2 separate regions of the Homo sapiens genome follow, and region 2 is linked to region 1. A link is an interaction called in ENCODE POLR2A ChIA-PET data of the cell type or tissue named here. Cell type or tissue: MCF 10A. All regions are shown on one strand. Each heading gives the region's core, and the rest is flanking DNA. Links, peaks and the distances in the headings are about the cores only.

Evidence for each region. ChIA-PET counts read pairs that join two places held together with the same protein. Peaks named below come from ENCODE experiments on the same cell type or tissue, not always from the same donor. Only the 100,000 strongest peaks of a DNase experiment are listed, where the experiment ranks them.
Region 2: POLR2A ChIA-PET joins it to region 1 with 14 read pairs; 7 of 35 experiments call an interaction of 5 or more read pairs at or near these places.

What each region holds. Positions count from the first base shown.
Region 1 is chr15:89,835,145-89,839,527 of GRCh38, reverse strand. ARPIN-AP3S2 (ARPIN-AP3S2 readthrough) reads left to right here. Exons shown (of 10, transcript NM_001199058.2): 9 at 1,806-1,913; 10 at 3,885-4,383. The coding sequence ends at 4,013. AP3S2 (adaptor related protein complex 3 subunit sigma 2) reads left to right here. Exons shown (of 6, transcript NM_005829.5): 5 at 1,806-1,913; 6 at 3,885-4,383. The coding sequence ends at 4,013. It overlaps LOC124903552 (a long non-coding RNA gene), which reads right to left and starts at 3,619. Exons shown (of 2, transcript XR_007064754.1): 1 at 2,583-3,619; 2 at 184-2,080. RefSeq lists an enhancer at 1,484-2,683. In MCF 10A, for the core only: no CTCF peak of the experiment used is centred there; DNase peaks (open chromatin) are centred at 1,947 and 2,727.
Region 2 is chr15:89,780,391-89,784,773 of GRCh38, reverse strand. No RefSeq gene overlaps it. Among named protein-coding and RNA genes, the nearest start is that of MESP2, 6.2 kb to the right of the region's middle. RefSeq lists enhancers at 1-387, 388-1,049, 1,050-1,712, 2,777-2,836. In MCF 10A, for the core only: no CTCF peak of the experiment used is centred there; a DNase peak (open chromatin) is centred at 2,733.

The DNA of each region.
Region 1 (4,383 bases), core at 268-4,267:
AACCAGTCTTGTTTAACATTTTGTAAATTATCTAAATATGAGACTTTTACCATTAAATCTTCATTTGCATATAGCTAATGAATAATTCATATTGTATAAAATGTAAGAACACCTCGTGAGAGTGTGTGTGTGCGTGTGTGTAGACAGAACAGTGGTTAATAAAGCTCAATGTGGGCACACACGCAAGGGAATACATTTGATTTATTATACTCTGTCCTCAAGATCAGAAGTTCCCTGCACTTACTGAGGGCAAAATACAGGGAGCCAATGCCAGAGAACTTCAGATGTCAGAAGTGCACAGTGCCCAGATATGCAGACACATCTTTCTTCTTGACTCTGCATTGCTGACAGAGTAAACTGGTGGTTGACTCTAGACTCTGGACCAGTGGTTCTCAGCTGGGGTGAATTTGCCCCCTGGAACACATATGACAATTCTGGAGACATTTTTGATTGTCAAGCTGGAGGAGTAGAGACCAGGGATGCTAGAGAACAGGCCACAGTGACAGGACAGCCCCACAGCAGAGGATTATCTGGTCCCAGATGTCACTAGTACCTAGGCTGAGAAGCCCTGCTCCAGACCCAAATTACCTTCTCAGCCTTGTCTTAGCCTCTCTCCTGCATAAAGAAAGTTGCCATCCCAGCCAGACCCAGGAGCTCCCCATACCTGCCCATACACCAGCTGAATTGCTCCTTCCAACATCTTCTACCTGAAATTCTTTCCCCTACCTCTCTAATGTCAGAGCCCAGCTTCCATCCTCCCACTGTCTCTGTGAAGCTCTCTGATCTCTCTAGCCACTGTACCCTTTCTTCTCTGACTTCCCCAGGACTATCCCAGTCATTTGGCACTTAGTTAACAATAGAAGGTTGTACTTGCTGTCTTCCCAACTTGACCGAAAGCACCTTGAGGGCCATTTGATGTGATTTGGTTTGAAATATGGAGTACCATTCCTTATGAACCACAGTGGGCATCTCTGCTTTGACCCACCCAGGGCTTTCTGTGACAGCTTTCCTACCACAAAGGGGTACAGTAGTTGAGTCACCTCCGTCCCATCACAGCAGTTAGGTACACTGAGATTCAGCTTTGTTTAGATGACTGCTAGCTAGATGGAACCTAAGCCCAAATGTGACCCTTATGCTTAGAAAGGTGTTTATGCTGAATCTGCTTTCTAATCTAAGCAGTAAGAAATGAGGTGAGGAGAGGTGCAAAGGAATTGGGCTCTATCTTGCTCTGATCACGTCCCTTCAGTGGAGCACAGGCTGGAGGATCTGCCTTATAGAAGGTGGAAGACATTCATTTCAGTTGCTTGGACAGGGATTATTCTGTCATAGCTGGACCTACTTAATGACAGTCAGTGTTGATGATGGTAATATTAATAATGAAAGCCACCATTCCTTACTTAGAACCCAGTGTGTCCTGGGCACCAGGCTAGGTGCTTTACACACATTTATCTCATCCAGTCCTCACTGCAATCCTGGAAGGAGGCTGAAGCACTTTAAAGGTCATTTGCCCAGGGCCACCCAGCTAGCAAGTAGCAGAGCCAGAATTTAAACAAGAGCTGTCAGACTTTGAAGCCTGTGCTCATAGCTACCACCTCGCTGCTGAGGGGAGAGATTCGTGTTGCCATGTGCCAAGACCTGGGAGAGACCCCTCGTTGTGTCACTGGGCAGGGGGGTTTGAGTGTCTGAGTTGTGAGTCAGGACAGGTCATATCTGACCACTCTGCTGCTGCAGGAAAAGGAAACCTCGTGGGTTACACTCTGACCACCACAGAGTATTCTGACTCCTGATTTTTGCTTCCCTTTTAGGTGCACTACATCCTCCAGGAGGTGGTGATGGGTGGGATGGTGTTGGAAACAAACATGAATGAAATCGTGGCTCAGATTGAGGCTCAAAACAGGCTGGAGAAATCCGAGGTGAGTAAGCAGCTGTGCTCTAGCCCTGGCTGGGTAGAGAAAACCTGGGCAGAGGCAGGAGTGTGTACATGTGTTGGTTTGTGTTGCTGTGAAACCTCGGGAAATGATACTCATCTTCTTTCTTCCTTGAGTCCATTGAAACTCATGGATTTGAAGGTCAGCCAGCCCTGAAAATTAAACAGGTAACAAGTTTGAAATCTCAGATTTTCAGGGTAGAAGAGCAAATAGAAAAGCCAGATGGCAGAGGAAGGCAAACAGCTTCTGGCTTGGGGGTTATGGCCCATGTTTGTGGTTTGTAATTCCTCCTTTGAAAGCCACTCGTTCCCTGGAGGGACCCAGAACCCTCTTCCCTAGTCCAGTGTGGTTTCCTAGTTTGTGTGCTCTAAGAGTCTGATCTCCCAGCAGCCATTTCTCGTGGTGTCTTTCAGACCTCAGAGTTGCCAATTTCCTTATTTCCAGTTAGCTTTATAAAAAACTACAGTAGAGTTTGGGCTAGGCTTGAAAATAACATACCCCAGTCCACCCCCACATGGTGCTGGGCTTGATAGAGATGTTCACATAAATTCTGTCCTATCCCTCTGAGGTCTCGCCGTCCCCTTCCTCAGCCTTCCCAGAGCACAGAGGTTACAGACGTATACTTTCACATGCAGAAATAGCAGAACAAATTACCTCTTTAATTATCTGAGTGTCTTAAAGAGCTTCTTTGCCTTGTATACGGAACTTGATCTTGCGAAACCAGGAATTCTTCTTTCTGTGAGGACTGGCAGTCCTGTGGAAGAAGCTTTTCCAGACCACAGCTATTGGTGGCAGCTATAGTTCTTTTAGAAATGTAGGCTGGGAAGATTCCAGGAATAGTAAGTGAGTCAGAGGCAAGGGGGTTGGAAATGAGAAGAAATGGAGACTTGCTGGGTGAGGGCAGAAGCAGAGTTGGTATCCGGAAAGAAGGCAATAGGGGAAAAATGATTGTGAGAGAGTTTTCATCCACTTTTGCCGTTCCCTCCACGTGGGGGTGAGCCTGCCAGGTGGGGGTTCACTGTAGATGTGCATACTCTTTGCGTTTTGTCACCAGCTCTTCTTTATCTGTGATACCCCCCACCTTCTCCCAGCTTGTTGCCACATGACACTTCCAAAGCCAGCTCTTTTCATCTCACATTATTAGTTGGCAAGCAGTTGCCCTAGAGCTGTGACTGTCCTTTTCCTTTTAAGAACTTCCCGGTGACTTTGCACGTTTCAATAAGAGTCTTTGGTCTCTTGAGGAAAGGGTTTTGTTTTGTTTTGTAACCAGAAAAGTGCCCCTGACAAATCACCTTAGATTATTTCAGCATTTATTGGGTACCCACCATGTGCCAGGTACTGTGAGAGGCTGGGGCTGTGAAACTGTATAGGCCACACTCCGCCTCTGAGGAGCTGGTAGTCTAGTAGGACTGCAGGCTTTGGATCCCTGTGCCAAACCCCATCTAACCTCAAGATTGTTTTGTTGGCTACTTTTGAGGAATAAGGGGGGAAAGTTAAAACTTCAGTTGTGTGTGCTCAGTTTGGAATTTTTCTAGGCATCCTTCACCTGTTATTTTGTTTGTTTGTTTGTTTGAGACAGAGTCTCACTCTGTTGCCCAGGTTGGAGTGCAGTGGCGTGATCTCAGCTCACCGCAACCTCCGCCTTCTGAGTTCAAGCGATTTTCCTGCCTCAGCCTCCCTAGTAGCTGGGACTACAGGGGCCCGCCACCACTCCTGGCCAATTTTTGTATTTTTGGTAGAGATGGGGTTTCACCATGTTGGCCAGGCCTATCTCGAACTCCTGACCTCAGGTGATCCACCCACCTCGGCCTCCCAAAGTGCTGGGATTACAGGCGTGAGCCACCACACCCATCCTGCTTGTTTGTTTTTGTTTTTGCTTTTTTTTTTTTTTTTTTTTTAGCATTAAGCAGATAACAGTGAGAATTTGTCTCATACTCGCCTCTCATTTCTTCTTAGGGTGGCCTTTCAGCAGCCCCTGCGCGGGCTGTGTCTGCTGTGAAAAACATCAACCTGCCAGAGATTCCTCGGAACATCAACATTGGCGATCTCAACATCAAAGTTCCCAACCTGTCCCAGTTTGTCTGAGGATCAAGTATTGGCCTGAAATAGAGTCCTTAAGACAAGCAAAGACAAGCAAGGCAAGCACGTCTGGAAACAGAACCCATTTTGAGCCTTAGAAGAGTCAAGCCTCAGGACCTGGAAACTTTGTGTCTGGGGAAGACTGTTTGGCATGGAATAGGGAAGGGATTCCTATTGACACTGCTCGGGTGCACCCAGTTCTCACATGTGCAGTCATGCCGTTCTCTGATGCATACGGCCACTGCAGATGTGAGGGGCCCTGCCTTCCTCAGTAGGGAGTCAACATGCCCAAGTCATTTGCACCTTTACCTCTCACATGGATGCTCCCAAGGGTTAGGGACTGCATTGAGCAGGCCCACCTGCTTCCCAGAACCTC
Region 2 (4,383 bases), core at 244-4,243, 55 kb after region 1:
AGACGTGCCCAGCCTGCCGGCCCTTCCTGCAGGTGCCCTGCGCCTGTGCCTCCATGTCTGCCTGCAGGACTCCGGGCTCCTTTTCATGCTCTATTGACTGAGCTAGCTGGGTGGTTTGCAGGGCTCCTTTTATTCCTATTCTGATGGCAGCTGGAGCTGCTGGGTGGTGGGGAGCTGTGGACCCAGTGCTCCCGCAGTGAGTGGTGAGAGGGGCCCTGGCAGAGCGCAGGGAGTGCTCTCCAGGAAGCACCCTCCTTAACATGAGGCAAGGGTGCAGGGTGCTGGCCGTGCCCCTCTTCCTGCTCCACGGGAACACCTGGGATACCTGGGACAATGCGGGACAGGTCTGTGCAGTGAAGGCAGCAAGCACAGGGTCCCATACCTGGTGCCACCCTTCACTGGCCAAGGGCACGCCCCACCGTCTTCCGTGGTGGAAGGGTGGAGTGGGGTGTGGGTACCAATGCATAAAGAGGTTGTTTTCTAGAGCAGCACACAGGGATGGGCTGGGCTGAGGAGCAGGCAAACCATGGGGTGGGGACAGCTTTGCCAGGCTCATAAAGTGGGGGCTGTGCCCTCCACATCGCCTGGGGCAGAAGATGGTCAGGGCCAACTCTGAGAAGGCCTGGGACCAGCGCAGCTCCACGCACACATTGGCCCTGGTGAGCATTTCTTGACAAATGGAGCCCCACTGTGGCAGGCTCCCCTCAGCCTCTGCCCCGCAAGGCCCAGTTGAACATCCAAGGCTGAGAGGAGGGGGAGAAGGCGGGAACAGCCACAGGGGTCCTTAGGAGTCACCTCCAACAGACACCCACAGCCAGCTCCGCAGGCTGGAATCATGGAGTCCAGCAGGTCTGGTTTCAGTTTCTTAGACAAGGGACCCACATGCCCAAGCCTAGGTCTCATCTGCACAACGAGGCAGTGTCAGAGCTGTTGGGCTGGTGTGTGGATTGAAGGAGATACATGTACTTAGCAAATGGCCTGACGCATAAGGAGAGCTGGGTTTTATTATCACCCTTGGCCCTCTTCCCCCTTGTGAGAAGCAGGCAGGCCTGGGGCCAGGAAGGCCCCCCATCCCCCACCACCATCTGCACATCAAAGAGTAGGGTGAGCTAAGGGCGGAGGCCAGCCCGGATGATGGTGCTCTGTCCCTCCACCAGCCAGGAGGCTCCCTGGGCCGCCCCAGATTAAGCTCCGCCAGCCACTTTGGGCCAACCCTTCCTGTCGCCAGTACCCAGCGGCCGTGGCTGGCACTTGACCTTCTGGGGACCAGCTGTGGGAGGGGCCGGCCTCACCATCTTGAGTTTCTAATGGGCTCTAGGATCCCTGGACATTGCAGAGGAGAGAGCTGGCCTGCCAGGGAGAAGAGTTTATGCACATTATTTCATTTAGTTCTAAACCGTACCATGAGATAAGGAATATCTTTATGTCAGCTTTACAGATAAGGAAACTGCAGGGCAAGGAGATGAAGTCACAACTCAGTAGAACTGAACTGGAACCACTGTCTGGCTTTACTCCCTGCACAGAAGTGGAAGCCAGTTCTCCATCTGGAGCTGGGGTGGAGTGCGTGACGTCTATACTGCCATGCTTGTGCCGTTACTGGAAAGAGGTCTCGATCCTTGGAGCCCATGCAAGAAAGAATTCAGGGCAAGTCCATAAAATGAAAGCAAGTTATTAAGAAAGGAAAGGAATCAAAGAATGGCTACTACACAGGCAGGGCAGCAGCATGGGCTGCTCAACTGAGTAAACTTAAGAGCTATTTCTTGATTTTTTTTTTCTTTTTTTTTTGAGACGGAGTTTCATTCTTGTTGCCCAGGCTGGAGTGCAATGGTGCGATCTTGGCTCACCACAACCTCCGCCTCCTGGGTTCAAGCGATTCTCCTGCCTCAGCTTCCCAAGTAGCTGGGATTACAGGCATGCACCACCATGCCCGGCTAATTTTGTATTTTTATTAGAGATGGGGTTTCTCGACCCCAGGAGATCCGCCCACCTCAGCCTCTCAAAGTGCTGGGATCATAGGCGTGAGCCACCGCGCCCAGCCTTATTTCTTGATTATATGCTAAACAAGGGGTGGATTATTCATGAGTTTTTTGGGAAAGAAGTGGGGATTTCCCAGAACTGAGGGTTTCTCCCTTTTTTAGACCATACAGGGTAACTTCTGCATATTGCTGTGGCATTTGTGAACGGTCATACGCTGGTGGGAGTGTCTGTTAGCAGCTAAGGTATTATAATCAGCGCATAATGAGCAGTGAGGATGACCAAAGGTCACTTTTGTCACCATCTTGGTTTTGGCGGGTTTTGGCTGGTTTCTTTACTGCATGCTGTTTTATCAGCAAGGTCTTTGTGACCTGTATCTTATGCCGATCTCCTGTCTCATCCTGTGACTAAGAATGCCTAACCTCCTGGGAATGCAGCCCAGCAGGTCTCAGCCTCATTTTGCCTAGCCCCTATTCAAGATGGAATCGCTCTGGTTCAAACACCTCTGACGATGCCACCTGGCAGTGTACAATGCTGGCACTCATCAGGACCTCCATGGCTGATCCTGGAATGCAGTGAGGATACACAGAGCCAGAGGAATGCCTGCAGAGCCTTGGTCAAGGTCAAAGAGCAGGAACCAACTAGAACTCTGGCGGCTGATTCCCTGCCCAGCGCTCTTGCCTGCCCTCAGCACTCAAGTCCAGCAGGAATGGAAGGTGCTGAGGCTCTGTAGGCAGCAGCCTTGGTGGCTCCTCTGACTCAGCCTTTCGAGACTGTGGAGTCAGCATAGCTAACGCAATCTTTCATTTTCTTTTTCCTTTTTTTGTTTTGTTTTTTTTTTTTTTTGGAGACAGAGTCTCACTCTATCGCCTAGGCTTGCAGTGGCACGATCTCGCTCACCGCAACCTCCACCTCCTGGGCTCAAGCGATTTTCCTGCCTCAGCCTCTTGAGTAGCTGGGATTACAGGCGCTCACTACCACGCCAGGCTAATTTTTTGTATTTTTAGTAGAGACGGGGTTTCACCATGCTGGCCGGGCTGGTCTCAAATTCCTGACCTCAAGTGATCACCCCACCTTGGCATCCCAAAGTGCTGGGATTACAGGCGTGAGCCACCATGCCTGGCCTCAGTACTCATTTTATTGAGCACTTACTATGTGCCAAGTATTAAAACCCTGAGAGGTAGGTCTATTATTGTCTCCACTTCACAGTTGAAGAAACTGAGGCTCAGGGAGGTTCCAAAGCTTATCTGTCAGTCTCACTTGGTTACACAGCAAGTAAGAGCCGAGTAGAATGCGCAACCTGGGCCCCAATGCTGTGTGTCTACTCTAACCTTGCCTGGATTTTTCTCATCCTTCCAGCTGTGGCTGACAGCCCCTCGGGACAGCAGGGCCCTAAGGGCAGAACCAGAGCACTTCTGGAAGGTTAGAGGAAGAAGGTACCTCAGCACCACCCAAGATAGTTCCTCCTTTAGGAACTGTGAAAACTGAAGCTCAGAAAGAGTGACTTGCCTGATGCCACAGGGCGTGTCAGAGGCAACGGGCAACCTTGCAGGATGAGAGGGGAAAGCCCCACACGCCAAGAGCTCAAGCCCAGGAAATCAGGCAGCTCATGCTCTGTGCTGCCTCTCCCTTTCTCTCAAGCTGGACTGTTGCAGTGGCCTCCTGCCTGGTTCCATTTCTATGAAGCGGCCGAAGGGACTGAGAGCAGACTTCTTACCAGCTCACCCCCAACTCCCAACCCTCAGTGCTGCCCATCATTCGGGAAACGGAGGCCAAAACCTCATCACCCACCACGTGGAACTCCCCACAAACTTGCCTCCAAGCCCCTTTCCGGCTCTGTTTGCCACTTTTCTCTGTCATCTCTAGACACTAGACGCTTCTGTTTCGACTTGGCTCATGCTGTTGCTCCTGCCTGGACCTCTCTTCCCTCACTCCTCTTGATAAACTCCTGCATATCCTTCAACACCCAGCTCCAAGGTCACCTCTTCTGCACTCTCTCCTCCCTGAGTCAGCAGATACAGAAGGAAGTTACCACCACTGCTGGCTCCCATGCCCACGGGAGCCTTTGCTAATAGATCTTGGCATCCTTTTCCCAAGATCCTGGCAGTGCCTCTTACTCTTAAGACACCGCAATCAAGGCAGCAGGACTAAGGAATCAGGTAACTCAAGAATGAGATGGTACTGCCAACCTCGCCTCCCACCAGGTTACCGCATCCTGGTCCCTAAGCACCTCACACAAACCCCCATCCTTGTGTTTAGGACCTGGGCTCTGATCATTTATTTCCCTGTAATTCACATTAGTTGGGGAATATTTTCTCTCTGGCACCTAACACATGGTGTTATGGGCTGAATTATGTCCCCATAAAATTCCTGTATGGCTGAGCGCAGTGGCTCATGCCTGTAATAGCA